Regions from separate parts of the Mus musculus genome. Here regions 2 and 3 are each linked to region 1. Evidence: chromatin loops called from intact Hi-C (ENCODE). Cell type or tissue: heart. All regions are shown on one strand. Links, peaks and the distances in the headings refer to the core of each region. The heading gives the core; the rest is flanking DNA.

Region 1 (10,209 bases), core at 3,213-5,712:
TCCTGGATGGGGTTTGGGACTGATCCTCTAATCCCGTTTAGCGTCTGCGATGATCAGCACCGACTCTGAAACTACCTTGAGTCTTGTCAGCCATCAATCAAGAGCAGTCAACAAGGTATTTATTACTTTGGAGATTCCAAGCATTTAAGTGCTGTAATGCAGATCACTGGAAGACACACTTATCATCATACATTTCACAGTTCTCTCACAATCACAGCACTTATTTCTCTCAGACTCTGTCTCCCTCTCTCACACCGAAAACTTACAGCCCAGTTCCTTTCACACACGCACGGGCCTGGCACACCCAAGCACAGACTTAGATCCGGACGCCCAGTCGTCTGAGCTTTCGTGCCCCCTAGATTCCACGCAACCGCCTGCCTACCTCCAGACAGAAAACACAGGGACCACGAGGATCTCCCCTGCCCGCAGCGCTCGGGCTCCCACTCCCTAACAAGCGCCCGCTAGCTGCCTTACCCAGACGCTGTCAACCGAGGAACGCTGGGAGGTTTCCTACAAGCTATGTGTGCGCAAGCGCAGCCTCTGCCAGCGACGACCTAAGAGCTTAATCTGAGAAAGGTGGGGCTGAAGGGGCGTGTACTCAGCGAAGTCTGCGATGAGAAGCGGGTACTACGGAGAACAGTTTCTTAGACTGAGGGTGAAGGCAAAGCTAAGCAGAGAAGAGCAAGGGTCTCAGAAGTTTGATGTGAGGGGCTGGGCTTAGATAGGAAGGTTCCCAGAAGAAACTGGAGTAAGGGGCGGGGCTTGGTGGAGAAGGGGCGTGTTCTCAGCAGAGTCCCTGGAGAGGGCGGTACTAAGTGGGTAAGGGGCGGGAGCTTATCCGTATTAGGTGAGGGGCGGGGTTATCAAGTAGGGCGGGTTCTCAGCTCTGTGTGAGGTGAGGTGAGGGCAGGGATTAGAGGAGGGGCGGGTTCTCAGAAGAATCCGAGGTGAGGGCGGGGCTTAGCAAGAACGGTTGGTCTCCGCCTCCGGAGGTGAGGGCGGAGCTTGGAGGAGAAGGGGCGGGTTCTCAGCGGCTCGTGTGAGGGCGGTGCTAAGCATTGAAGGAGTGGGTTCTCGGCAATCTGAAGGGGCGGGGCTTAGCCAGTAGGGCGGTTCTCCTCACAGTCAGAGGTGAAGGCGGGGCTTGAAGAAGGGGCGGGTTCTCAGCAGATTCTAGAGGGCGGGACTTAGTATAGAAGGGGCGGGTTCTCAGCAAAATCTAGAGGGCGGCGGGGCTTGAGGCGAAAGAGCAGGTTTTCAGCGTAGTGCATGGTGAGCCTGGCGCTAAGCAGAAAAGGGGAGGGTTTACAGCATTCTGAGATGAGGGGCAGGGCTTAGCAAGTAGGGAGGTTCTCCCCGCAGCCCGAGGTGAGGGCGGGGCTTGAAGGAGAAGGGGCGGCTTCTCAGAGGAGTCAGAGAAAAAGGGCAGAATTTGAGGAGAAAGGCACCATTTAAGACTGTTTGCAGAACGGATTGGAGCTGTGACAGTGTGTGGCTGAGTGCGTGATTATACAGAAGGGTTGCCCAGGATTCCTAGCCGTGTCGGTTAGGGCGAGTCTTGCGCCAGCTCTTTGTTAGGCTCCCCACCCTTTCGTGAGGCTTCCCTCACACTCTTTTGTGAGCCTCCTTGATGTCACTGTCCCTTACTTAACCAAGCTCGATCTTTATTGTTAGTTTTTGAGATTATAATTTTTGTAGAGGGAGATTTGAGGTGGTTAGCCCAGACTAACCTCCGAAATGGGTAACTCTTGATCTTTCTGTATCCATTCGTTTTCTTCCAAATTGAAATCAATGGTGTGAGCCCCCACGACGCAAGGCTTGGAAGTTTGATCTTTGCGGGAAAGCTTTGCTACAATAAAAACAGCCACTATTCTACATCTGATTGTCTCCTCCCTCCCACTCATGTTGATCACCTCTGGGATCAGCAAACCAGCATATGTTTCACCTACAAAATGGGAATGTCATAATGTTGGAAGCAGCAAATACGACAATGTCATAGGAACCAAAATATAAGAGTCAGATTTTTTTTCTTTTTTTTTCTTTTTTTTTTCCTTTTTCCGGAGCTGAGGACCGAACCCAGGGCCTTGGGCTTGCTAGGCAAGCACTTTACCACTGAGCTAAATCCCCAACCCCAAGAGTCAGATTTTTTTTTCTGCCTTTTGCCAAACTAGAAATTAACCCTGCATTGAAGAACCAAGAAATCGATAGTTGTATTAAAAGCTGAAACAAATAAAACGAGGCCATGTGGATGAAGAGAGAGAAGAAGCAAAGACAGTTCCCTGGCTTCTTGGATCTTAATTTCCACAGATAAAGCAGACCTGACAAATGGGGGGCTATAAAGAAATATAAAGTAGGGAGGGTGTGTCATACATTTCCTGATTTCTTCAGATAACATTTCAACATCTTTGAAAACCTATTCCATAAAAGATATCTGCTAGTTGTCATCAATTCAGTTTTGACAGTACCTGGAATTGAAGGCTTGGCCCTACAAAACTCCCCACTGTTTGAGATGGAACTCCCAAACTTCAGTTGTTTTACCTGTGTTTCTGACTCTAAGCTGAAGTTTCTACCACCTGTGCTTCTTGAGTTCTATTCATTTGCTAGCGTGAAAGATATCAGGAAAACACAGGATTCTCTTGTTGTTGTTGTTGTTGTTGTTGTTGTTTATAGGAGACTTTAAAGGACACAAATGAACAAGTTGAAGACAAAGTGCAGAAGTAAGTAAGAATTGGAGTTTCTCTCCCCACAGGGTTGAAGTGTGTCACTCCCCTAGCACATGGCTGTATTCTTCTTGGTCTTTCTGAAAGCCTTGCATTGCTTGGAGGCAGAGGCAGGGACTGGGGGCGGGGCGGGGCGGGGCGGGGCGGGGCGGGGCGGGCCAAGCTGAGGCTTTATTAGGTAGGTATGATTGGTTAAGTCATGGGCTACTGTTAATCAATGTTACCTTTATCCACCCCATGCCTCCATACACACACCCTCGCCTCCCTCCCCCCACACACACACTCCAAAGATAAAACTGTGAGTTACAGCTGTCTTAGCACTTGGGTGGCTCCCCTGCAGTCATGTAAAGTACCTTACCACAGTGGTTCTCAGCCTTCCTAATGCTGCAACCCTTTAATACATTTCCTCCTGTGGTGATGACCCCCACCTATAAAATTATTTCCATTGCTACTTCATAACTGTGATTTTGCTACTATTATAAATTGTAATGTAAGTTTCTGATATGCAGGATGTCTGATATGCAACCCCTGTGGAAGGGTGGGCTGACCCCCCCTAAAGAGTTCTCAACTCCCCCATTGAGGAAAACCCTCCTTAACGAACCATGTTGAGTGTAGCTGCTGATTCCTGCTACCTCAGCACTCAGCTGAGGCAGGAGAATTGCCACAAATTCAAAACCAGCCTTGGTTTCATAGTGAGTTCCAGGCCAGCCTCAGCTAGAATGAAATCCTCTTTCAAAAAACACTTTTAGCTTCCAGAAACTGGAGGTGTAGAAGTAAAGAAAACATAAATTTGCAAAACAAAACATGTAATGACTTCATCAACAGAAACTCATTTGTGACTGAAATGGCCTTATAAATAACAAAAGGCTATTTTTCCACTCATGGAAATAATGAAAAAAAATAGATGGGTGGTAGCAGAGTGAAGAATATATGGTAGATGAATAGACAAATAGACATGAGTTACTGATAGATGGAGAGGCAGATGGTAGGTGGATAGGTATGGATATAGAGAGAGATAGATGGATACAGGCCTCCTTGTTGGTCTCACTATCTAGACACCTGTTCTGACTTTCTGTACTTTTTTGTGTTCCTAGACAGAGAACAACATGGTCTAATCCTGCAACTGAGGTAAAGGGTAGATGTATTGTAAGGGTCCATGACTTGCAAAGACCCAAATAGAATGCAATGTCAAAGAGTGTTTATTCTGCAGAAATCCTGCATGCATGGATCCAGCATACATCGAGATGGAATGCAGGTGTGGACTTTGCAGAGTCAGTTTAAAGCCTGTTAGGGTAGGCCTGGCTCTGGCTAACTCCGTCTTTTCAGTATTAAGCTCCTTGGGTTGCTGTTTCTACAGTGGGGGTGAGGATGCCAGAATTCAGCTGACACACGAAAACCATGTTGTAGGGGAAGAAGGTAAATTGCACTGGGTTCAATGTCTTATTGAAGTTGCAGAGGCAGCTCAGTGCTAAATCCTGAAACTGGGAAGGCCTTGGATTGGATAAAGGGGGAAAAATATCAGGGATGGTGCTTACCTGAAATTCCAGCCTTAGCTACATAGTGAGAGTCTGTCTCAACCAAAAAAAAATTACTATATTCCTGTACACAAAGGATCAGAAGATATGGACTCAATCTGGAGTTGACACAAGGAGAGAGGAAAGGGTGTTTAATAACCTTTAAAAGCACCAAGGTATGAAAGGATGTTTCACGGTACTCTAGTGCCACCTGCTGGTAAGAGTGTTCAACTACACCTTTATTTTATTTATTCATTTATTCATTCATTATTTATGTTTAAAGGCTTATTTATTTATTTATTTATTTATTTATTTATTTATTTATTTATTTATTTATGTGAGTGCACTGTAGCTGTACAGATGGTCGTGAGCCTTCGTGTGGTTGTTGGGAATTGAATTTCGGATACCTCTGCTCGCTCCATTCAACCCCACTCTGCCCCACTAGGCCCTGCTCGGTCCCTCTCCCTTCGGTCCACTCCGTTCCCTCAGTCCCTGCTCGCTCTGACCCAAAGATTATTTATTATTATAAGTACACTGTAGCTGACTTCAGACCCACCCCAAAAGGGTTTCAGATCTCATTACGGGTGGTTTTGAGTCACCATGTGGTAGCTGGGATTTGAACTCAGGATCTTTGGAAGAGCAGTCAGTGTTCTTACCCGCTTGCCAGCCCCCATTTTATTTTATTTTATTTTATTTTATTTTATTTTGGTGGAATATTGTTACCCGGAAGTTCTAGGCCACGGTGCTGCTCTTGGGTTACACACTACCACACTCAGCCAATCTGTTTTCAAAACATGGGATAGTTTGGGTCCTACTACTAAGATGTTGCTCTCTTAAGGGTGTTGGATCCCCTGGAACTGGAGTTAAATTCTGACCTGCCATGTGGTTGCTGGGAATTGAACCAGGGTCCTCTGAAAGAGCAGCCAGTGCTCTTCACCACTGATTCATCAATCCAGCCAGAGATGTTGCTCTGTTAAGCCAAAATTTTCTCACATGCTTCCCCCAGCTAGACATTCACTTCTGGGACAAGTTACCCCAGACTCAATGCCTTGAAAAGAAGGGGCTCCTTAAGCCACTAATAATAGTGTATTTGTGTACTCAGTAGGCCTGGCTTCCAGACCAATCCTAATTCTACTGGAAAGGATGGTGGGAAATATCCTTTTTGTGGACTCCTAAAAGGCCACCGGTTCAATGCAGTTTCTAGCCAGAAGTCTCCCTAAGTACTGAGTCCAATTCGGTGATATTCTAACTAACAGCTGGTGGCAGCTGGAGAGTGGCTGCTGTCCAGACCCAGCAACAGTTCTCAAGCTTGGCTGCAGTGAATGATGATGCATGATCCAGGTATCTACTGTGAGATCTCCACCCTGGAGACATTCCTGTGGATGTAACTCCCCAGTCCTCACCAAAACATGGATGGGTAAGATGCTCAGCAGAATTTTTTTTTTTAAGCAATGTAAATATTCAGCAACAGAGAAATGGAGGCAACCATTGCTGGTTCTTACAAAGCAGTTACACTGAGGTAACAGCAAACATCAGCTGGTGTGTCAACATATAAAATCCTTCTCACTCCTAGCAATGGGGAACATGGGGCTGAGCTAGCCATCTTCTGTAACCAGGCAAGGTTGGTTGGGACTAGAACACCAATTCAACCACAAAACCTTCAACCTACGATCTGCCCTGCCTGCGGACTGTTCTAAGACTAGCAAAACTGCATCAAAGAGACCAGCGAGACTCTATCCAGCAAATGACGGGAACAGAGGCAGAGTCCTCCAGCCAAACCTTAGAAGGAGCTTGGGAGTCATGTGGAGAAAGAGGAAGGGAAACCAGAGGGGTTAGCGACACAAGAACACAAGGCACGAAGTCATGGACTTGTGGGTCTCTTGGAAATCAGCGAGTCTGTAGGATCTGACCTAGGGTCTGCATATGTTATGGCTGAGCAGAACTCCTTACAGTGTCAGCAGGGCCTGTCTCCGTTTTCATGCTTATAGGAAGGACCCTTCACCTCCTTCTGAGTTGCCTCATCCAGCCTTGATGTGCTGGCATGTGCCTGGTCTTATTGTAGTTTGTTATGCCCCGTTTGGTTGATGTCCCTGGGAGGCCTGCTCTTTTTGGAAGGGAGGCAGGGGTGAGGTTGGGAGTCTGGGGGAGAGGAGAGATGGGAGGAAGATACTGAAGGGAGGGGAGAGGAAGGGAGAGAGGGGAAACTACAGTTGGGATGTAATATATGAGAGAAGGGGAGAAAAGACCAAAAAGATCTTTTTTTAAGTTGTGAAGACAAAGCTGGGCAGTGGTGGCACGTACATTTAATCCCAGGACTCAAGAAGCAGAAGCAGACAGATCTGTGTGTCTGAGGCCAGCCTGATCTACAGAGCTACTTACAGGACAGCTACATAAAGAAACCCTGTCTGGAAGAACAATAATAACAACCAAACCAAACCAAACCAAAACCATGAAGACACAAGTCAGAAAATATTGGGGACTGGGCACAGAAAACTTGGCACGACTTTGGGAATCATGGTGCTGTGGTAAAATGGCAAGGAAGGAAGAACCTAAGGTTGTGGCATAACTTCATAAACTAGCTACCCAAGATCCAAAGGGTGTGCCGGCTCGATTGTTTTCCACTGGACACAAGCTAGAATCCTCTGGGAAGAGGAACCCTTAACTGAGGGAGTAATCTCCATTAGATCAGTTGGTGGACAAGTACCTGCATGGGGCATTTTAAAAATGATTATTTTTTTTTATTTTACGTGTATTGGTGTATTGCCTATTTGTATGTCTGGGTGTGGGTGTCCGTGTCCGGTGCCCTGGAACTGGAGTTACGACAGTTGTGACCTGCCACGTGTGTAGCCAGTGCTCTTAACTGCTGACCGTCTCTACAGCCCTGGGGATTTCTTTCTTTCTTTTTTTTAAATGACTGACGTTGGAGAGCTCAGCTGTGAGTGGCGCTTTACTTGAGCAGATGGTCCTCTGTTGGAAAACAAACAAAACAACAATAGCAACAAAATCTGAGCAAACCAGGAAGCAAAAGTCTTCATGGTCTTAGCGCCAATTCTGGCCTTGAGTTCCAAGGCTGAGTCCCATTCCTGGTAGACTGTAAGCTGCAAGGTGAAATTAACCCTTTACTCCCTGCGTTGTGTTTGGTCTTGATCTTTATCACATCAATAGAAGGCAAACTAATACAAAGGAGAAAGAGAAAATAGCATTTCAAGGACACTTCAGGGACTTTCTGGTGCTGGCACTGTTCTTTATCATAGATGCTAATGATGATTGTTCCCCAATAAACTGATTTTTATAAGAATTAAAGGTGTGTTGGAATGTCCATTTAACATGAACATGACAGGAGCCTGTATCTCTTTCCCTCTTCGGTACTCATCAGTCGCTGAGGTCTCTGCCATCTAGTCTTGTTCACAGGTAATAAAACACAATTAAGATCTTTAAAATACAACAAAACTAGGAATCATATGAGAAAAATCAAGTGTATTGTGGTTAGAGAGTGCAAAGCTAAATGTGGGACTGGGTGGAGTATCACTTTGAGGATGCAGTGGTAGCTGATGTGGCCCTGACTTGAAGCAATCCTCCTGCCTCAGTTTCTGAAGAGCTAAGATTACAAGCATGCACCACCATGCATGGCTGTTTTGTAATTCTGATTCCTTTATTTAGTGTTTGGGTATTCATTCGGGTTTTCATATACAAGCATATATTCAAAACCTGAAAACCATTGCTCTGGATGTTAAAAAATGTGTTTGTAATTATTAAAAAGGCCAGAGAGTTGCTCAGTGGATAAGCCTGGTGATGTAAGTTCAAGCTCTGGAGCCCACATAAAGGAGGACAGAAAGGAGTGAGTGCCCTCTGATCTCCACATGTGTACTGTGGGATTTACATGTACAGACACACATGCGTGCACACACACACACAAACACTCAGATTTACATGTACAGACACACATGCGTGCACACACACACACAAACACACAGATTCTTATAAAAGTCTTTAATTCCTCTGGGTATATCTTTTGGGGATGGGATCATTGTTATTGTTTGGAGGCAGGGTCTTACTGTGTAGCCACCTGGCCTAAAACTCAGAGATCTGTCTGTCTGCCTTCCAAGTGCCTAGGATTCATGGTGTGGGTTACCACACCCTAGATACAGCTTTATCTTTCCTTCCTTCCTTCCTTCCTTCCTTCCTTCCTTCCTTCCTTCCTTCCTTCCTTCCTTCCTTCCTTCCTTCCTCCTTCCTTCCTTCCTTCCTTCCTTTCTCTCTCTCTCTCTCTCTCTCTCTCTTTCTCTCTCTCTCTCTTTTTTTTGGTTCTTCGAGACAGGGTTTCTCTGTGTAGCCCTAGCTGTCCTGGAACTCACTTTGTAGACCAGGCTGGCCTCGAACTCAGAAATCTGCCTGCCTCTGCCTCCCGAGTGCTGGGATTAAAGACGTGCGACACCACGCCTGGCTCTTGTCTTACCTTTCTTAGCATGTAAACGTATCAAGTCATTCTTTTTCTTGCAGCTCAGTGTTTGCATGGCTTTTTTAAAAAAATATTATCAAGTGAAGAGTAATTTGGCTTTCTTTTCCCTGTGACTAAAACTGGGTGTGGTGGCACGTACTTTTAATATCCCCTGAAGGTAGAGGCAGGCAGATCTCTCTCTCTGAGTTCCAGGTCAGCCTGGATTACATAGCAGATTCCAGGCCAAGAAAGGCTATATAGAGAGACCTTGTCTCAAAACAAATAAATAAATAAATATATAAACCCAAAACGACACAAAAATCCCATGACTAGGTTCTGGATTGCGTTGGGAGACATCATACGTAGAATGAACTGAATAGAGTATCTCAGTAGCAGCACATGGCCTACCCTTTCTTGAAGATGCGCAGTCTGTGATTACCCTAAGCTCACGGGCTCTCCGCATTACTTCCGTTCACAGGGCTGCTTGCCAACAAACCCCCTGATGATTCCTAGTGCCAAGAGCTGGCTTTTCGGCATTTACTATGTTCCTGTGTGTTCCTCTACTGCGCAGTCTGGGGTGCTCGGATGTTGCATCATGCTTTACGCTCCTCCAGCGTCCCTTCTGCTTGTAGGCCTTTTCCTCAGAATGGATCACCTGATGCTGAATCAGTTGTGAGCAATGACTAAAGGCCTTCTCACGTTCCTTGCATTCAAACGGCTTCTCACTCGTATGAATTCTATAATGTACTGTGAGATGCGAGACCCGCTTGAAGGCCCGACTGCAAACCTTACACTGGTACGGTTTCTCTCCAGTGTGAATTCTGGAATGTTGCTTAAGCTGTGAGTTCACTCTAAAGGTCTTGCCACACGCCTTACACTTGTACGGTTTCTCTCCCGTATGAATTCTCTGATGTCGGATTAGAGTGGACCCTTGATTAAAAGCCTTCCCGCACTCTTTGCACTCAAAGAGTTTCTTGCCAGTATGAACAGTCTGATGTTGAATCAACTGAGACCTATGACCAAAGGTCTTCCCACATTCCTTACACACATAGGGCTTCTCCCCAGTATGGATTCTGTGATGTACCTTGAGATGTGAGATACGATTGAAGGCCTTGCCACACTCCTTACATTGATAAGGCTTCTCCCCAGTATGGATTCTCTGATGCTCAATGAGCTGGGAACTCCGACTGAAGGCTTTAGCACAGTCCTTACACGCATAAGGTTTCTCACCCGTATGAACTCTCTGGTGTTGTGTGAAATTTGAGCCAGAGTTGAAGGCCTTCCCACACTCCTTACATTCATACGGCTTCTTGCCTGAATGAATATTCTCATGCTGGATTAGTCGTGAGCCATACTTAAAAGCCTTCCCACACTCCCTACACTTGTAGGGCTTCTCATTTGTATGAATTCCTTGGTTAATAGTGAATTGCTTTTGACAGAAGGCTCTCTTGCATTTTTTATATCGACAGGACTTTTTCTGGTAAAAAGTAAGAGACATGTGGTGCTGGTTTAATGCGGGCATTTCTTTGTGATGGAT
Region 2 (10,209 bases), core at 4,977-7,476, 190 kb after region 1:
GCTGCAGAGAGAGAGAGAGAGGGAGGGGAGGGGAGAACATTAGCCTTTCTCAGGGATGAGTCCCTTAATAGGCTTTAAAATAGCAAATAGCCAGCCCTGAGTTCATAAACATCCAAGGAACAATAAATGGACTGAGCATGTTGTCTTTATGCATTATGTTTATATTTTCTTGTTTCAAAGAGAAGAGCTCACCAGTTTGGGAGGCATAGTAGAGAAATTAATATACAAGGGCTTGGGATGGGGGGATGTTTGCAGTAAAATTAAATTATACTTATATATAATTATTCATTATATAAATGTTTATATTGTAATTACAATTAATTTTAATTGGGGGGTGTGTGTGTTTTGAGACAGGGTTTCTTTGTGTAGCCCTGGCTGTTGTAGAATTCCATCTGTAGATCAGAATGGCCTTGAACATTTTTTTTTAAAGGTTTATTTATTATTATAAATAAGTACACTGTTGCTGACTTCAGACACACCATAAGAGGGCATCAGATCTCATTACGGATGGTTGTGAGCCACCATGTGGTTGCTGGGATTTGAACTCAGGGCCTTCGGAAGAGCAGTCCGTGCTCTTACTGGCTGGGCCATCTGGCCAGCCCCATGGCCTTGAACTTAAGAGATCTGCTTACCTCACCTCCTGAGTGCTGGGATTAAAGGCATAAGCCACCATCACCTAGCTTTAAATTTTTACTACAGTTGCTGAGAGCTAAATTAATTGAACACAGCTGAGAGGATCAATTGACGATACACAGTAAGGAAGTAATTAAAGGGAAAAAAAAACCCCACTACTCCACATTACTGTTAGTGATCTGGCAGCAGAATCACTGCAAAAGGCAGAGCCCAGGTACCTGACATTGTAAAGAGGGCACTCCTACAAAGAACAGGAAGATGCCAGGAGTCAGTGACATGGTTCCGTGGGTAAAGGTGCTTATCTCCATGCCTAAGGACCCCAGTGTGAGTCCTAGGACTCCCACTGAACAGCAAAGAATGGACTCCTTCAAGCTGTCCTTTTTCCCATATAAATAAGTATATTATGTGTATGAGACAACACACACACACACACACACACACACACACACACACCATGGCATGTTCATGTCAGCTCCTCCTCACCCTGACGTAAACACACAAAATAAATGAGAATTAAAAAAAGAAAAGCAGCCAGGCGTGGCCAGCATTAGGGAGGCAGAGGCAGGCGGATTTCTGAGTTCGAGGCCAGCCTGGTCTACAAAGTGAGTTCCAGGCCAGCCAGGGCTATACAGAGAAACCCTGTCTCAAAAAACCAAAAAAAAAAAAAAAAAAAAAAAAGAAAGAAAGAAAGAAAGAGAGAAAAGAAAAGAAAAGAAAAGCAAAGCAAAGCAAAGCAAAGCAAAGCAAAGCAGGGGTCAGATGGCTCAGTGGGCAAGAACACTGACTGCTCTTCCAAAGGTCCTGAGTTCAAATCCCAGTAACCACATGGTGGCTCACAACCACCCATAATGAGATCCCATAATGAGATCTGACGCCCTCTTCTGGAGTGTCTGAAGACAGCTACAGTGTACTTATATATAATAATAAATAAATCTTAAAAAAAGGAGCTGGGCGTGGTGGCTCACGCCTTTAAGCCCAGCACTCAGGAGGCAGAGGCAGGTGGATTTCTGAGTTCGAGACCAGCCTGGTCTACAAAGTGAGTTCCAGGACAGCCAGGGATATACAGAGAAACCCTGTCTTGAAAAACCAAAAAAAAAAAAAAAAGGAAAGCAAGCCTTTCTCAACATGCTTATCTGTTTTTTACACTGGAGTTATACTGGTTTTTGGTTTTTGCCACTATATGCGTGATGGGATTAGAGCCCTAGTCATCGGGGCTGGATAGACGGGTCAGCTGTTAAGAGCTCTGGCTGGACCTGGGTTCAATTCCCAAAACCCACATGGTGGCTCACACCTACCTGTAACTCCAGTTCCAGAGTTTCTGACACCTTCACAAAGACATACATGCCAGCAAAACACCAATGCACATAAAATAAAAATAAGTGATATATTTAAAAAAGAAGAGGTACCCTGGTCATCTACAGGAACAACAAGTGCTCTTAGCAGCTGAGTCACATCGCCGGTCCCTTGGCATGCTTGTCTATAAGGTGGAATTAAGACTCTATCATTCTGTGGCTTTACTATCTGAAGGTAAAACATGCCATAAACTACATATCAATTTCCCAAAACAAATTCCTTTCTTAGCTGATGGAAAGGGACAACAGAGAACTAACCCTGGTTGATTAGCACTGTGGTGTGGATGCTAGGCAGGAGGAATGGGAACGGGTTCCTGCCAGCTCTTTCCCTCCCTGGAGCCCTAGGAGACACAAGCCTATCAACATAGTAGTTTCCAATCACAAATGGTCTGAGCGGTCAGCAACTCCCCCACCCCACTCCCCACGTCAAAGTCCACAGCAGATGTCTTTCATGTCTGGATCAAGTGAAAGGGGGCATTCCTTTGAGGCAAGCCCAAATTCCTGCAATAAAGAGAAAATTCAGATTTATGACCTAAAGTGGCCAGTCGAGAGCCGTATGGTAGGAGGAGACACACGTGTAGATGAGGTAAGAGAATGGAAGTAACAGTGAGATACATATTTATATCCCTCAGAAGCCTCACCCTACAGTGGCCTGCAGACCTTCACACTGGGCCTGGCAGGGGAGTAAGGGCTGTAGAGAATTCAAAAGGATGCCCGGCAAAGGTTAAGATGGAAAACCTCAGCAAGTGCACGTTCAGGCACTGGCCTTCAGGGCCAGATCAAGAGTAACTCAGCATTGGCCCAGAAGTGGGTGATAAGGATCCTAAGCTGCTTGTCACCTACTGCAGGGACGGGGTTTTAAAGTGGCTGGGCAGGAAAGCAGGGGCTGGTGAGATAAACAGTTAGCTTTTCCTTCTGCACACAGAGCCTACAGAACTAAAATAGTCAATTAGGGCACTGGCTAAAAAGTTACTAGTTACTAACACTGACTACTTAGTAACTAGTTACTGACACTGGTTAGTCATTAGTCTTTCTATGCCACATATCCTAAGTTCCAGGTCACAAAAAGTAACTCTTGGCTGACAAACCAGTTAAACTAAATGCTACAAAAGTTAACTATTTCCTCCTCGCTTGGCCCCAAAGGATGGGCAGTGGACTTCTTGAGCAAGGTCCACGATACCATGGAAAGAGGAGAGCTCTGTGTCCCACATCAATAATCTCTAACTGCTTTTCTACTTCACCAAGCTGTTGATTTCTGGAGGGGGTGGGCACTCAAGCGCATTCCGTGCGCGTTGCCTGTGGAGGCCTGAGGTCGAGGTTAGGGTTTCTTTATCTTCCTTCCTTTTTTTTTTTTTTTAAAAGATTTATTTATTTATTTTATGTATATGAGTACACTGTTGCTGTCTTCAGATGCACCAGAAGAGGGCATCAGATCCCATTACAGATGGTTGTGAGCCACCATGTGGTTGTTGGGAATTGAACTCAGCACCTCTGGAAGAGCAGCCAGTGCTCTTAACCGCTGAGCCATCCCTCCAGCCCCTTTACCTTCCTTTTTAAAAGTCTCTTATGGAACCTAAAGCCTGCCTTTTCATCTGCGATGAGAAGCCAGTGAACACACACTGAGGTGCCCTTGTGCTGCTCAACCTTTACCCAGTTCTGATTGTCCTCAGCTTGTACTTTAGCCCATTGAGCCATCTCCCCAGCATCTGTTTTTGGTTTGTTTTCGTTTTACTTTTATTCTATTAAATGCGTAACTTTCAGTGTCCCCTTCTTCTACCTCTCTCTCCTACACTTCGACCCTGATGTTCATTCTCTCTGAATCCATCAATGGTCCTTCAAAAGGCCAGGAATCTGCACTGGGCACTCTGTGCCCTGAGCTGCACAACTCACCAAATATTTACTCAGAGGACAAGGGCTTCGGAATTGGAACCGATTCCAGCTGCGTACCAGCAATGTGTCCTCGGTCAAAGAACAACTGCTCCTTTCAAAGACTAATCTCCATCTCCTTGGCTGTAAAATGGGAGCAATAATCGAGGTTGGAAAGTCAAGTAAAATAAAGAGCAAAAAAGTACCCCAGAGCATGGCTGGAGAGGTGGCTCAGCAGTTAAGAGTACTGGTTGCTGCTTTTCCAGAGGACCTGGGTTCAATGCCCAGCACCCACATGGCAGCTCACAACTGAAACTCTAGAATCAGAGGATGCAGTAAACACATATGCAGGCAAAATATGGATGCACGTTAAAATAAAAATAAATCATTAAAAGAAAAAAAAAGTACCCAGAACACCACCTGGCAATAAACAAACCCCACCTATTGCATTTACTATCAACACACATTAACCCTCCAACTCCTTGTGAGTCATTTACGTAAAGCCACTGTGAAACAAGCGCCCAAGACTAAATTGTAAATTGGAATAGGTGTTAAAATAGCATATAAAAAGGAGTGAAGACTGGCAGTGGTGGCTCATGCCTTTAAGCCCTGCTCTTGGGAGGCAGAGGCAGGCGGATTTGAGTTCAAGGCCAGCCTGGTCTACAGAGTGAGTTCCAGGACAGCCAGGGTTATACAGAGAAACTCTGTCTTGAAAAACCAAAAAAAAAAAAAAAAAAAGTTAAGATGAGTATTTTTGTTTGTTTGTTTTTAAATTCAATTACTTTCACCGGTTTAAAGCTTGGCATGGCTCTCGAGTGTGATTAAGGCCAGCCTGGGCTACAGGAGACCATACCCAAAACACCATCATCAACAACAACAAAAACCCTGAACAAAACAAAAAAACTAGGCCAACGCTTGTAATCTGAGCACGTGAGAGGCTGAGCCAGGAGGATCAGAACCGAGAGATTTAAGTCCCTCTTATCCTGTTAAAACCTGTCTCCAAGCCCCTTCTGCACATTAATGAATTTCGCCTCTCGCGACAAGCTAATGAGGCGGATACGCTTGTAATGAAGAAATACTTATCCTCCAGAACCTCAACTCGACAGAAGTGCGTGTGAACGTGTGACCAGCACACAGGACTAGCCACCTGCACCGGTCTACGCTGCTATGGCACGGTGCCCCTGGATAGACCCCTTCCCGCAATCCTTTTCGAAGAGGTTAGAGGTCCCGGCGCCCCAGGATTTCTCAGTGGGGTCCAACTTCCACTCCACTCTCAGTTTCCAACCATCCCAGGGCTCCCCCTCGAACATCCCAGCCCCCTCCCGCTGCCCAGCCTCCCCAGGCCTCCAACTCTCCCGCGTCTGCATCTCGCGTTCCTCCCGCTCCCCGGCCCGCCCCCAGAACCCCACCTCCAGCCTCCTATCATCCCCCTCCCCCAAGCCGCCCATCCCTCCCTTCCTCTCCCTCCTCCAGACCTGGGTACCCCTCCCCGTGGTCCGCCCGTTCCCCGTACACCGGACTCCCCAGCCCTTCCTTTTCCCTCTAGCTCACCTCACTCTCCTGGGCGAGGCCCCCCAAACAACCTCACCTTCCCGCACATGCGCACAAAGCTCATCGGGACTCCATGCCCCAGCAGGCTTTGCGCCAAATTCACCCGTACTTCCCCGCCCCCACGTCCCCTCACTCTCTACACTAGGAATCGCTAATTCTACCCAACACTTCCCACCTCTCCCAGCTGGAAACTACATCTCCCAAGAAACATCGCGACAAAGCGGCTTTCCATTAGCCCTACTGTGATGAGTCCTGTACGCTCGTGCGTCCCGAGCTAGCCAGAAAACTACATTTCTTAAAGTGTAAAGAAGAAAACCCGATTCCTATTGGCTCACACAGGCGCAAACAGAGCGCTTCTGATTTTGGACTACATTTCCCAGATTTCACGTGGATTTCCTTCCTCTACCATCCCTCACAAGACACCCCGCCGGCTGACTTCTGGCAAACGCGGACGGGTCGGGGAGGGATAAGAGGAATCTGTGGTTTCGTTGTCGTGGAAACCGGGGGAGGCAGCACACTTGGGAGACCCGCCTCCAGGACCTTTAAGCGCCTATAGAGGAGGTCGTGGAGGCTATGCCAGAGTTCTCCTCAGATCAGCAGTGGGAGATCCGTCTCCTTGACAACAGTTGCAGTATCGCCCTCCCGCTCCAGTACTAGGTTAAAGGAAGGTTGAGGCTGGTCAACGAAACCTGACCTCTGAGAATTAGTTCGCTCGTCCCATACTGTCAGTCCACTCTCTAGCCTCAGTTTCCCGTCTTGTGAATAGGAAGGAAAATATTACGTGTCAAACGGCGCTTGTGTAGCCCCCTACGGACACTGAAGCCTCAGTTTCCCTACCTCAGAAAAGGCAAGAAGGTTTTGAGTTTGCTCTTTGTAATATGTATGGGTGTTTCGCTGAGTCGGTGCACCATGTGCTCGCAGTACCCACGGAGGCCAGAAAGCGGCGTGGGATTCCCTTAGACCTGTATTACAGACGGTTGTGAGCCACATGTAGGTGCTAGAAGGACGTCTAGAATAGCTTGTGCTTCGTTGTTAACCTCTTTGTCATCTTTCCAGCCCTACCCCTACCTACTACCCCAACGCACCACATACACACGTACTCGCAGGAGCGCAAGAAGGTTATGAGACTTTCTGTTTACGTGATAGATGGCTCTTACAAGCTAGTGGGGCAGACAGAGACTCTCCCCTCCTCACTGGACTTCGAAAAAAGGTGACATTGGCACACAAAGGAAATCATGTGAAGCAGAGTTGTTATTGTCCTTACCAAATTCGTGGATGGACAATACCATTGCCCTAGTTTCTATTTACTCACTAGTTTACAGCTTAGAGACGGATCTATCCCCACAACAGCTAAACTTAATCCTGTCCCACCTCTCTGCCCTCTCTGTCCCTCATCTTGGTAAGTGTGCTAACCACACAAGCTGCTTTGCTATTTGAAGAGCGAGCCTGCAATACCACATTCTTTTCCTAGTGGTGCTTTTCACATACTAGTTGGATTCTTTTCGTATATGATTTAAAACTTTTTTAAGACGGAGTCTCTTGTAGCCCAGATTAGTCTCCAACTCACTGTCTGGCTAAGGATGATCCTCTGCCTCCGCCTCCAGAATGCCAGAATTTGAAGTGTGAACTACCATGCCCAGCTTTATTTTCACGTTTATCTATATTGGCTTTTTTTTTTTTTACTACATATTTATTGTGATTTAGTGTGTGTGTGTGTGGGGGGGGTATGAGTGTGTATGCGTGTCACAGTTTGTTACATGGAGGACAGTGTGTGTGTGGGGGGGGGTATGAGTGTGTATGCGTGTCACAGTTTGTTACGTGGAGGACAGTGTGTGTGTGGGGGGGGTATGAGTGTGTATGTGTGTCACAGTTTGTTACGTGGAGGACAGTGTGTGGGGGGGGGTATGAGTGTGTATGCGTGTCACAGTTTGTTACGTGGAGGACAGAGGGCTGCTTTCAGGAGTTGGTTCTCTTTCCCCAGGCAGAGACGGGATTGAAAGCAGGATACCAGGCTTGGCTGCGGGTGCCTTTACTCACTGAGCGATCTCAGTGGCCCAATTTCCTTCCTTTGTAAAACTGAAAATTGTAATCTCAGCACGTGGGAGGTGGACACAGGAAGATCAGGAGGTTGAGGTCTTCCCCTCCACTATACAGTGAGTTTGAAGCCAGCTTGGGCTACATGAGACTCTTTCTCAAAAACCTGAGATGGCTCAGCTAAGTAAAAGTGCTTGCTGCCAGGCGGGGCAAGCTTTGATGCTGGCAACCATATGGCAGAAGAAAATAACTGACTTACGTGTGTGTGTGTGTGTGTGTGTACATATATATTATTTAAAAATTAATTTATCAAGCAGGGCATGGTGGTGCACGCCTTTAATCCCAGCACTTGGGAGCCAGAGGCAGGTGGATTTCTGAGTTCGAGGCCAGCCTGGTCTACAGAGTGAGTTCCAGGACAGCCAGGACTGCACAGAGAAACCTGTCTCAAAAAAAAATTATTTTATGTGTATGGGGGTGTTGTACAAGCACTCTTCACTACTGAACCATATCTCCAGCCACTGAACTTAAAACAAACAAGCAAACAAACAAACAAAAAAGAAAACAGCAACAAAGTCTGGGACATGGCTTAGTATTAAAAAGTTTGCTTAACATGTTTTAAGGCCCTGAGTTCATCCCTAGCACTGCAAAGAACAGAACTAAATAAGATTCGGTTGTATGAATATGGACCATTTTGCTTCTCCATGCATGAGAGGGTTCCTTTAGACACAGGAGGGATTTTATCTCTTGTTTAAAACCGTCCAATATACACTTTGAGTTTCTCCTGTACGGTCACCCACATGTCTGACTCTCTCAGATCCAAGTTCCTGTTCCAAATGCAGTGTCTTTGTTCACATCAGCAGAAACAAACAATCCTCAGAAGCTGCAGCCTGGGCCAGGGCAAGGGGACAGAGCAAATAGACTAGGAGGAAGCTTCCAGCCTATACTCCCCACTTGGCCAGGTGCCTGTAGGCTGGGTACAAAGTTCACACAGGCCAGCAGCCCAGCAGCTCTCCTCCCACTCCTTCACTGCTGTAATGGAGTGACCACCTGCATAGATTCACATTCTCCCCACCTCTCCAGAGTAGGGTTTTTTTTTTTTTTTTTTGGTTTTTCGAGACAGGGTTTCTCTGTATAGCTCCGGCTGTCCTGGAACTCACTTTGTAGACCAGGCTGGCCTCGAACTCAGAAAACTGCCTGCCTCTGCCTCCCGAGTGCTGGGATTAAAGGCGTGTGCCACCACGCCCGGCTTCAGAGTAGGGTTTTAATAAAGATATTTTCATATAGGTTTAAGGATGGGGTTGGATAAATGGCTTAGAGGTTGAAAGTGGGCTGAAGAGATGGCTCAGCAGTTAAGAACACTGACTATTCTTCCAGAGGTCCTGAGTTCAATTCCCAGTAACCACATGGTGGCTCCCAACCATCTGTAATGGGATCCAGTGCCGTCTTCTGGGATGCAGGTGTACATGCAGATAGAACACTCATACACATAAAATAAATATTAAAAAAAGAAAGAAAAAAGAAAATCATGAGTATGTTTAAAAAGAACTTTGCCTGCAGTGATACATAAGTGTGGCTGAACACCTAGGGATGAGGAAGTTATTTAGCTATAGGGTGACCAGCACAAGAACATACACCGGTTCCTGACAGAGCCTGCACTGGCTAACCATCAATGGTTAATAGCTAATGGTTTGTGGGCTCTGAAGTTTAAATGAGGCTTTCCTTGCCATGGGTAAAATTTCCCCTGGGTAAAATTTCCCCTCAGTCTCCTGGTCATGTAAGGGACGGGATGACATGGTTCCTACCGTTGGAACAGAGCCAGAAGGGCATGGCCCTCCACTAGTGTTGATGGGTGCTGTGGGCATAAGTCTTGTTTATATAATAGTTTTCATGTTCCTCCTTCGAGGAAAGTCCCCTCTGCCAAGGTTAATGACTCCATGATAATCAGAGACAGCTTGAGTCTGGGAGGCGAGGTTGTGTCTACGTCTCAGCAAAATGATAGAACCTTCAGGACATCCCTTAAGGATGTGGGAAAGAATGCTGAAAACAGAAGTATAATATAGCTCCTCAGCTATGCAAAGTATAAGGATGCAGTATGAACCGTATAAGGAGCGTCACAGAGCTAAAGGAGCAGAGGCAGCTGCACACAGCCAGCTGCTCAGACAGATACTAAGGACATAAAGAGATTTTGGAAGTGGCGATAGAAAGGTAAGATCCCACCCAGCTAAAATTTTTTGTTTATGCTTACAAAGGTGGATAGATTCCTGGGTTCAAGGTCAGCCTGGGAGAGAGAGAGTTAGGCAGAACCCAGGTATTGTAGGAATGGTAATTTAGGGTGGGAGGGATCCCACCCAGCTATCCTACTGTTTGTGCTTGTGCTTGCTGTCTCTAAGAATCAAGGGGCTGGAGTCAAGTTGATTCAAGTTGTTGTTGTTGTTGTTGTTTTCACTGCTCCCAGACACTCCTTTCATGAATCCTTCTCCAAGCTGAGGCCAGCCCTTGGCATCAGTCCTTTGTCACAAGTTTAAAAAACAGCCTAGATAAAATGACTGGTGTGTGCTGTGGAGGGCGTGATCCTGCCTTTTTTTTTTTTTTTTTTTAGATTTTATTTTATTTTAGTATATGAGAGTTTATGCTGGAAGAAGTTAGAGTCTGTCAGATCCCCTGGGACTGAAGTAACAGGTGACTGAACCACCATGATGTGGATACAGGGAACGCAACCCCAGTCCTCTATTGAGCCATCTTTTCAGCTGCCAGGCCTCCACTTTTTACTTGG
Region 3 (10,209 bases), core at 2,734-5,233, 560 kb before region 1:
GATGAGAAGATTGACAGTTCACTACAATTGCAAATGCAGATTCCCAGGCCGCTTTCCGGACTAGGGAAGGCAAAATGCTCGTCCCATCTTTACCTCCCTTCTACTCGCCTGATTTATTTATTTATTTTTATTTATTTATTTATTTATTGCTGCAAAAATTGTCCTGAAGCCTTCCCTCTGTCTGCATCTGTCTCTGTCTCTTTCTATCTTTCTGTCCGTCTGTCTTTCTGTGTCATGTGTCTCTCTGTCTCTATTTCTCTGTCTGTTGTGTGTGTCTCTGTCTCTATCTTTCTGTCTGTCTTTCTGTCTTTATCTCTATCTCTGACTATCTCTCTGTGTCTCATGTGTCTCTGTCTCTCTGTGTGTCCTGTGTCTCTCTGTTTCTCTGTATTTCTCTGTGTTGTGTCTCTCTGTTTCTCTGTCTCCCTCTTTCTGTCTCTGTCTCTCTCTGTGTTGTGTGTCTCTCTGTCTCTGTTTCTGTGTCTTTGTCTCTCTATGTCCTTCTGTTGGTCTCTCTGTGTCATGTGTCTTTGTGTGTTGTGTGTCTGTCTCTGTCTTTCTGTCTATCTCTGCTTCTCTCTGTCCCTCTGTATGTCATGTGTCTCTCTGTCTGTCTTTTTGTCTCTGTCTGTGTCTCTCTCTCTGTGCCTCTATGTCTGTCTCACTCTGTGTCTTTATCTCTCTCTCTCTCTCTCTCACTACTTTCTGCTCACTGCAGGATAAAGTAATGGCACCAGGATGAAGATTTTCTCTGGCTCCCCCTGCATTCCAAGCCCATTCCAATGTCCAGCACAGTAGATATTTTATGTGCACAGTCATGACTCAGTATCCATGGTGGATCTGTCCTAAGACTCCTGAGTATGCTACGATCCACACATAGTCAAGCCCTTTATATAAAGTGGCAGTGTTTGCAGATATTACGCATATGGATTTTTTTCCTATAGTTATTTATTTTGTGTGTTTGTATGGTGTCTGTTGCAGGGTGCACACGCGCAATGGCACACTTGAGGTGGTCAGAGGATGGTGTTCAGGAGTCTCTTCTTCCACCATGTGAGACCTGGGGAGTGAACTCACTTCATCAGGCTTGAAAGCAAATGCCTTGACTTACCAAGACAGCTCTTCAATCTCACATTTATTTTAGTCAACTTTAGATTACTTCTAGTACCTAACACCATGTAAGTTCTATGTAATAGTAATTACACTGTTGTAGGAAGTTCTGACCCTTCAAAAATACCTATGTCCTTTCATTCAGGATGTGACTTTTTTTTTCTAATTTTGTTTTGAGACAGGGTCTCACTGTGTAGCCCTAACTGGTCTTGAACTTGTTATGTAGACCAGGCTGGCTTTGAACTCACAAAAACTCTGCTTGTTTCTGCCTCCCAAGTGCTGGAGCTAAAGGTGCACACTTCTGAATGTTTTCAATGCAGATCTTGTTGCATCTATGGAGATGGAATCTATGGCTTGACAGGTAGAATGGACTGGGAAAGAGAGGGTGTGTGTGTGGAGGGCACAACATCAAAGAGAGGTGGCTGGGTAAGGTGCAGGAAGCAGAGATCCAGAATTCAGAATTCAAGCAGAGTCCCTGTGAAGAGGGGAAGAGAAATCCAGGCTGGTGTGAGGAGCTTACTGGGTGAGGAGCTTGCCCCTGTGTTCTCAGACATATGGAAGAGCAAAGCGAACATCTTCAGCTCAGATGTCCGTGATGCCCCGAAAGGTGCATGCACATTATACAAAGACTCAGCATGCCCATAAAAGACATTTTCAATATCTATGTATGTGCATGTGTGCATGCTTGCAAACACCACGGCGCAGGCTCAGAATACACAGGAGAGCTTCTAGGTGTTAGTTTTCTCCTTCCACCATGTGGGTCCTGAAATCTTACTTAGATTAGCAGGCTTGGCAGCAAGTGTTTTCATCAACAGACCCATCTGGCCTCCCACTCCTCATTTTTCTTTCTTTTTTGAGGCAAGTCTCAATAGCTCAGGCTGGCTTCAGACATGCTAGATAGCTGAGGATAACTGTGAACTCCCGATCAACCTGCTTCTGCTTGGCTGGTGTTTGGATCACAGGTACTCACTACCGTTCAGGGTTTACGTAGTGTTAGGACTGAGCCCAGATCTCATGCCTGCTCTCACAGTATTATTGATCTTTATGTGTGGTTTTGTGTGGTCGCCTCATCTGAGAAGCAAGCATCTTTAATGAGGCATTGTGGGATTTCCTTTCACCTATACTGTGTTCCTGTTCTTGTGACAATACCAGCAGCAAAGAGTAAGTGCAAAATTAATATATTAATTTAACCAGGCCAGAGTGATGGCTTGGCCAGTAAAGACATTTGCCACCAAGGCTGACAGGCTGAGTTTGATTGCTTTAACCCACATGGATTGTAGAAGGAGAGAGAGAACTGACTCAAACAGTTGTCTTCTGACTCTCATATGCTTGCAATATATATATACTAATATAACTATCTACACCAGGTATAGCGGCCCATTACTGTAATCCTAGAACATGGAAATTCAGAGCAGGAAGATTGTCATACATTTGAGGTCAGTCTGGTCTATATAACAAGATCCTATCTCAGCAACAAGAATGGACTTATCTTTGTTAATCATTCATAATCTTTGAGTGTGAGGGACAGATAAATGGCTTAATCATGAATGAATAAAAAGAAGAACAAATAGCAATCACATTGCTGGTTCTTTGGGCCAGCTTGAGATTTCTGCCTGGGATGACAGAGACCAACACAGACCTGTACTCTCCCTGCCTTTCTGCAGAGGCCTTGTCTGGTGATGCATTTTAATTACATAAAAGTCTAAGGGCTGGAGTGTCAGGCTCTGTCTCCTTCTGATCTCTCATCTGGCCATATCTGTTTCTATGGAAACCACAGCAGACTGAGAAGAGAAGGTGGCTGCCACAAGACCAGGGAGAGGGGCAGAACCTGGAGTATTATAGGCTCTGGACTCAGGCTTATAGACACACAGGTGTATGTGTGGTGTGTGTGTGTGTGTGTGTGTGTGTGTGTGCGTATGTGTGTGTGGTGAAGTGGGTGTGATGTGTATGTGGGTATGTGTGTATGGGGGTATGTGTGTGTCTGTGGTGTGTGGTGTGGTATGTGTGGTGTGTGTGTGTATGGTGTGTGATATGTGTGTAGTGTGTGTGTATGTGGTGTGGTGTGTGTAGTGTGTGTGGTGTGTGGTATGTGTATGGTATGTGTGTGTGGTATATGGTGTGTGTGTGGGTGTGTGGTGTATGGTGTGTGTGGGAGGGTGTGTGTGTGTGGTGTGGTGTGTGTGTGTAGTATATGGTATGTATGTGGGGTGTGTATGTGTGGTATATGGTATGTGGTGTGTGTGGTGTGTGTGTGTGTGTGTGATGTGGTGTATGTGTGTGTGTTTGGTGTATGGTGTGTGTGTGTGTGTGTGTGTGTGTGTGTGTGTGTGTGTGTGTGTGCACATAGGCTCAAAGTGCCAACCTGGATTCACAGTGGAGATTCTGCAAAGGTTTAAGAGTACTGAAGCAAGTGTCCATTGACCAGAGGCTTGTGTCCCTCAGAACTTCTCATCTATTATGTAGAAAAGTCTCGAGGTCAGTGAGGCACTGGACGCGCCCAAATAAAGATGTCTAGCACATGGCTGCAGCCTAGCTGATTATGGTAGCCTCTAACCTGTCCTCATCCAGACTCACCATGGAAGTTGCTACTTGCTAAATATGTGGATCCCGTGGATCCCGGGTTACACCTCAGTAACATGTGCCTGGGGCCAGCAAGAGGGCTCAGCACATCAAGGCACTTGCCACCAAGCCTGATAGCCCGAGTTCAATCCCCAGATTGGAAGAAGAGAACCAATTCCTGCAAGTTGTCCCTTGAGTTCCACATGTATATTATGTGTGAACACACACACACACACACACACACACACACACACACACACGGCACATAGTAGGTCTTCCATATAGATAGCCTTGATGGAAAGGAAAAAAGGAAAGGGATGGAGGAAGAGAAAAGATTGGTGCTGCGGAGCCGCAGTGGGCTGGTGGCTTCCTATGAGCTTTAAGTTGTTACACTGTGGAGCAAGCTGCCAGTAGAGGGCACCCGCGATCATTCTTCAGTCTGCAAACTGGAAAGGAATGGATGGACAGAGACAGAAGCAAAGAACTTTATGGCTGAAGATTGTGTCCTTTTCCCGTGGAAGAGGAGAGGGGGACAGCCACGGGATCTAATCGTTTGTGTGTTGTGTCTTGTTTTCTTGGGGAGACCGTAGTAAAGGTCCACACACTCGCAGACTTCAGTGTAAACCTCTTTCCCCTCTGCCCAGGTCCTCCAGCATCCTGACTCCCAGCTGTCTGCTGTTTACAAGGGAGGCTTGGGGTACCATACGATGTCTGTGGGCCTCCAGAGTCACTCAGTGTCAACCGCAGCCAGAGCCACCTTGCTTTGACATAAGTCTGAACTGCTTGTTGTCAACTGGGGCTTCCTTCCACACTCAGGGTAAAATCCAAGCTGCTAAGAGGGGGCAGAGGGGAAAGAGGTTTACACTGAGGCCTTGGGTATGCCTCTAAATCCTGCCTTTATCAAACTACAGGCTCCGTTTCCAGCTTCTCAGCCTCCCCCCCAACTCTGGGGTTATTAAGATCAATCTGAGTGTTCCAGAATCTCACATACTGAAGACTCAATGCCTGTGCCTCCGAATGCTTTTGGAAAAGGGATATTGATCGATTGATTGATTGATTGATTTATATGAAAATGTTGGAGCCCATATGTGCCTTGGTGCACATTTGAAAGTCAGAGGACAGTTTGAGGGAGTCGGTTCTTTTCTTCCACAATGTGGGTTCTGGAGATCAAACTCAGGTGGACAGGCTTGGTGGCAAGTGCCTTTCTTTTTGGCCCATATTTATTCTCAAGACAGGGTCTTGTTATGTAGCCTGGTGTGGCTTTGACATCACAGCAATTCTCTGGTTTCAAGCTCCTGAGAGCTAGAATGACAGGCACGGCCACCATCGGTGTCACGCGCAGCTATAAACAGCCATCCTTTTATTTTTGCTATGCAGGAGACAGAGCCTAGGGCCTCCCTCACTGGTGGATTCCAGACATTCTGTGTCTCCAACCCTGGAGACAGGGTCTTTAACACAAACAAACATACACTTATTTATTTATTTATTTATGTGTCCCTGCGTGTGTGTTGCTTCGTGAATGACGCTGTAAATGTGGAGGTCAGAGGTCGGCTTACAGGAGTTAGTTCTCTCCTAACATATGGGTCCTGGGTCACTGAACTTGGGACATCAAACTTGGCACAAGGGGCTTTGTCTGCTGAGCTATCTTGGCAGCCCCGAGATAGAGTTGTAATAGATGTGATTAAGGCAAAATGAGAGGGGCTGGCCATCCATGTTTATAGCAAGGTTATTCACAAATAGCCAAATTACAAGAGTAATTTAGATGCCCATCAACCGACGAAAGGATAAAGAGAATGTAATAGGCAGCAGCATGTTCCCCCCCTACCCCCCCAGTGGTGCATTATTCAGGCATAAAGCATAAAATTATGTCATTTTCAGGAAAATCGATGGAGATCATTACGTTAAACAAAGAAGCCCCACTCAGAAAGACAAGTATTACGCGTTCTGTCTCAGACGCAGAACCTAAATCTTATCATATCTACAACGTGAGAACAAACAGGACAATGGAGGAAAGAAAGAGGCCACCAGGAGCAGTGAGAAAGGACGGGGACCGTGCAGAGGATCACGAGAAGCACACAATGACCCGTATATGGAAATGCTGTGCTGAAACCTGTTGCTTTTTTTGTCTTGTTATGTTGAGGCAGGGTTTCTCAGTAGGTAAGCTGCCTTGAAACTCACTCTGCAGACCAGGCTGGCCCCGAACTTAGAGGTCCACCTGCCTCTGCCTCCCGAGTGCTGGGACTAAAAGTGTGCGCCACCACCAATTGGCTGATACCTTTTTTTTTTTTTTTTTTTTGACTTTTTTTTTTTTTTTTTTTTTTGAGATATGACCTCACTTTGCAGCCCAACTGTCCTGAGCTGTATAATCCAAAACGCCCTTGAACCCATAACCATCTTTCTTTCTTCAGCATCCTGAGTTCAGAAATTACCAGGCATGAGTCACTACTTGAAATTTATTATTTCCTATGTCAAGTTAAAAAACAAAAACTTCAAGCTGGAGAGATGGGCCTGTGGGTAAGAGAGGGCGCCTGCTGCTCTTGCAGAGGACCCAACTACAGTTCCCAGCATCTATGTCAGTGGCTCAAAACAGCCTGTAACCCCAGCTCCAGCAGATCTGGAACCATTAGTATGTCTTTTTTCCAGATTGGGAAACTGAGGCATGGATTAAAACAAAACAAAACAAAACAAAACAAAACAAAACAAAAACAAAACCTACTGTTGCAAGGCTGTAGAGATGGCCCCATCAGTAGATGTCTGCCTTGCATGTGTAGGGCCAGACTCTTATTGAGTTTTGAGGAGCCAGACCCAGGTCCTCAGACTTGGACAGCAGGCGCTTTACCTACTGAGTGAGCTATTGCCCCAGGCCTCCGTTTCTTTGAATTCTAAACACCAAATGCTGCTCTTGGCTGTGAAGGTTCCCAGAACTAGATCAGAGCCTGATGGATGAACAGTAGGCAGACGCTCAGAGTGTAGCCATAATTAATGTCTGTTTTTTGTTGATGCAACTGTAAGAGACATTAGTAGTGGTGACTACTTTTTGAGTGTGAACTGCCTGGGCTCAAACACCAATTCTACGCAGGAGCTTTATCTTTAAGGGATGGACGTTATAAGTTTCAGATTCAGTGACCCTGTTTATCTCTGTACACACACACACACACACACACACACACACAGAGAGAGAGAGAGAGAGAGAGAGAGAGAGAGAGAGAGAGAGAGAGAGAGAGAGAGAGCAAAAGCACCGTGGGGTGCATGATGGTTTAAATTACTGTTATTGAGACGCGCAGTTGATCACTGTGTACAGGGAAGATACATTTGGCTATTTTCTATACTCTGTCCTCAGACTTCAATGGCAACGTCTTCCACCTCACAGATCAAGGCCAAAGCCATCTTTCTAAACTGTGGACACAACCACCTTATTCTATTTTTTTTAATTAAAATTAAAAATTTTTCATTCTACGTGTGGATGGGTGTTTTGTCTGCATGTGTGTCTGTGCACCACACATGTGCCTGGGTGCTCTTAGAGGTTGGAAGAGGGTGTCAGGTCCCTTGGATTGAAGTGACAAGTAGTTGGTGCGGGGAAAGTGGACCTGGGTTCTCTGGACGAGCAGCCAATGTTCTCAAGTACTGAGTCACTGTGGTGAATGTATAGCGGTCAAAGGATTATTGTTTGGAGTTAATTCTCTCTCTCTTCTCACCATAAAAGTCCTGGATGTACAACTCAGTTCATCGGTCTTGGGGGCTTTTATTGCTCAGTCACTTTTCATGCCTATTTTGCTGTTTAATTTATTGATTCTGTTTTTATATTTTTATGTACAGGGTGTGTGTGTCTGCCTGCCTGCCTGCCTGTCTGTCTGTCTATGTGTGAATGCACATGTTCCATGGCATGTATGAAGAGATCAGAGGACACTTGTTTTGTCTTTAATATATATTTTTCCTATTCTTTCCAGGGGGCGGGCAGATTTTGTACAACATGTTTTGCTCGTATCACCTTCTCCCCCAACTCCTCCCACATCCAGGCTCCTTCCCTGTCCATTCAACTTTGTGTCTTGTTTGTTTGCTTGCTTGCTTGTTTTAAAGTCCATCAAGTCCATTTTGCACTGCCCAAATATTCTTGGAGAGAGGAGGTAGGCATGGAGTCCTCCCACCCTTAGCTGAAGGGCTATTGGCAGTTAATTAATCGTTGCTGGGAGAGAAGGGGCCAGTTTTCTCTATGAGCATAGCCCTGGGAAGCCGACCACATTCCAGTGGAAGGCCACAAAAGGCCTCAAAATTTTGAGGAGTCAGTTCTCTCCTTCCACTGTGAAACCCAGGGATCAAACCCAGGTCATAGGCTTGCATGGCAAACATTTTACCTCAGAGCCATCTTACTGGGCCATGTTTCCTTATTACAACCCCCTCACTGTCTTCTAGAAAGTTGAAAGATGTAAATCTCGCTACATTCCCATCACACCCGGAGCTATGAATGCTTATCAGCTTCGTGCAAAGAAAATGAAATATTGATAAACTTGTGATTACATCTCCGGCTCCTGCGGCTGCAGGCTTCCTCCCGTGAGGAGTAGTGCTTGTGGATATATCTTCCTTTGGGGAAGTGTTTTTATTACATAGTAATTGTGGGTGATGACTGTGACATCTCAGAAGTCACCAGACGTACATTCTGAGCAGGCTGCCGAGAGGAATCTTCACACAGCAATTCCCAAACCAGCATTTGTTGATTATGAGCGCAGCCTACGTGTAATTGGTTTTTTTGTACTCTGTCTCTTTGGGTATATCCAGAGCTGTCAACGTTGTGATTTCTCTGGAGACACAGACAACAAACATGTTCCTCATCTTTTGAAACAAACAAGTTTCTATAGTGCAAACCGTGGAGATCACATTTCCCAGGGGCGGACATACCTAAACCATTTGTCACTGGATCGGCTTTCCCTGCAGCTAATCCCCCCTCAACAGCTGTGTTGGCCGCTGCGGTATGTCAAACTGCTTCTGACCCGCCCGGGGCTTCTGCTGGCAGGCAGGCAGCAGGGGACAGAACTGGCCGCCCTGCCCAGCGGCAGCAGCTGCAGACCTGTTGGTGACAGGAAAGCTGTTGATCGATCATCACGATCACGGGTAAAGTTGGTCACCCGTGAAAGCGGCAGCTCCCACCTCCATGGAGCAAATTCTGAGAAGCCCCTTTGACCGAAAGGAGGGGCTGGAGTTGAGTCGGGGGAGAAGATTGCCCGAGACAGCCGGGCTGCCTGCCAGCTTTCCTGCAGCAAAGGACCCCACCCACCATGGTGGGCTTAGGGCAGAGGCACAGGTTTGCCTGAAGTCAGAGATGGAGTCAGTCCCCCTACGTTCTCTGAGCAGAGAACCCTGGGGCTTCCTTCAGCTACAGTTAGAGGGACAGGACGCATTTTACTGAGACACGACGGAAGCAAATAAACACAAAATCCAAGGTCCACAGGATTCTGGTATCAAGAACGGCTCCTGGGGCCTTCTCTTTTATTGTTGTTTTTAAGTTTGTGAACAACAAAACGATGGGTTTCATTACAGCATTTTAATACATATGTCTTTGTACTTGGCTTGTACTCACTCTCTGATTACCCTTCCTGCCTACCTTAGCCCTCTTCAGCCAGTACTATTTTCTCCTCATATTACACACATACACACACACAAACACACACATATACACACACAGTATTGTGTAGGAGCTCCCTCCGAGGTTAAAACCTTCCATCTTGGAGGGAAATACCTTAAGACATCAAAAGTTCTACAGGGAAAGAAAATATTCTATCTTGTGGGAAGCTTGTTCAGCCCAGGAAGGAAACAACAAAAAGGCATCAAGAAGTTACTGAAAACGACTAAGATTCACTAGACCCCTCCCTCCCCAAGCATGGATGAGCAGTAAGGACTGAAGAGAGACACTCTCAGGCCAGCTGAGCTGCCTGAAGAAGCTGAGACTAGTGGAGCTACCCAGAAAGGACACTGTCTAATTTGCTGGGCTGCCCTCAGGCTGCACAGTGAACTCCAGGCTCTCAGCTTTGGTGAGCTGTCCTCATCCTGGGGTGGGCTTAGATGATGAAGCTGTTTTTGAGTCATTTCTGCTTCTATAACTAACCCCTCACACACACTCCTGTGAGTAGCCCCAATACAACTCACTGATTCACCAAATGGGACTTTGGTGGTGTCCCTACTTTGTTCTGCCCTTGGCTCCCTATCTGGGGTGAGCAGACATTCGTCACAGCTCCCCAGGAATAGTGTCACACAACACATATACACATACATATTATACCTACATATATATATACACATATACTGATGCACAAACATACACATACACATATGCACATGTGTACACATACACATACACACACAAATATACATACACATACACCCAAACATAAACAAGCACATGTACAGATACATATACGTATGCATATACGTATATATAGATAGATGTAAATCCAGGTTTATACTCATATATCCACATGCGTATGTATACATACACATATATGTATGCATATATACATCCATACACATGCAGGCACATATACACATAAATAC

Evidence for each region. A loop is a pair of places that touch in the nucleus more often than their neighbours do. Peaks named below come from ENCODE experiments on the same cell type or tissue, not always from the same donor. Only the 100,000 strongest peaks of a DNase experiment are listed, where the experiment ranks them.
Region 2: it touches region 1 in a loop (4-fold over the local background); 2 of 42 quality-filtered maps call a loop at or near these places.
Region 3: a loop joins it to region 1, with 14 times the contacts of the local background. A loop is called at or near these places in 12 of 42 quality-filtered maps.

Annotation. Positions count from the first base shown.
Region 1 is chr7:6,353,613-6,363,821 of GRCm38, reverse strand. It overlaps Zfp78 (zinc finger protein 78), which reads right to left and starts at 514. Exons shown (of 5, transcript NM_001025163.1): 1 at 475-514. It also overlaps the pseudogene Gm3854. In heart, for the core only: a CTCF peak has its summit at 4,449 (motif pointing left); a DNase peak (open chromatin) is centred at 5,511.
Region 2 is chr7:6,167,768-6,177,976 of GRCm38, reverse strand. Zfp444 (zinc finger protein 444) reads right to left here and starts at 5,464. Exons shown (of 4, transcript NM_028316.3): 1 at 5,403-5,464. In heart, for the core only: a CTCF peak has its summit at 6,330; DNase peaks (open chromatin) are centred at 5,656 and 6,336; H3K4me3 peaks cover 1,953 bases; H3K27ac peaks cover 1,938 bases.
Region 3 is chr7:6,912,337-6,922,545 of GRCm38, reverse strand. All of the region lies in intron 2 of Usp29 (ubiquitin specific peptidase 29), which reads right to left. Among named protein-coding and RNA genes, the nearest start is that of Zim3, 59 kb to the left of the region's middle. In heart, for the core only: a CTCF peak has its summit at 4,080 (motif pointing right); a DNase peak (open chromatin) is centred at 4,095; H3K27ac peaks cover 1,603 bases.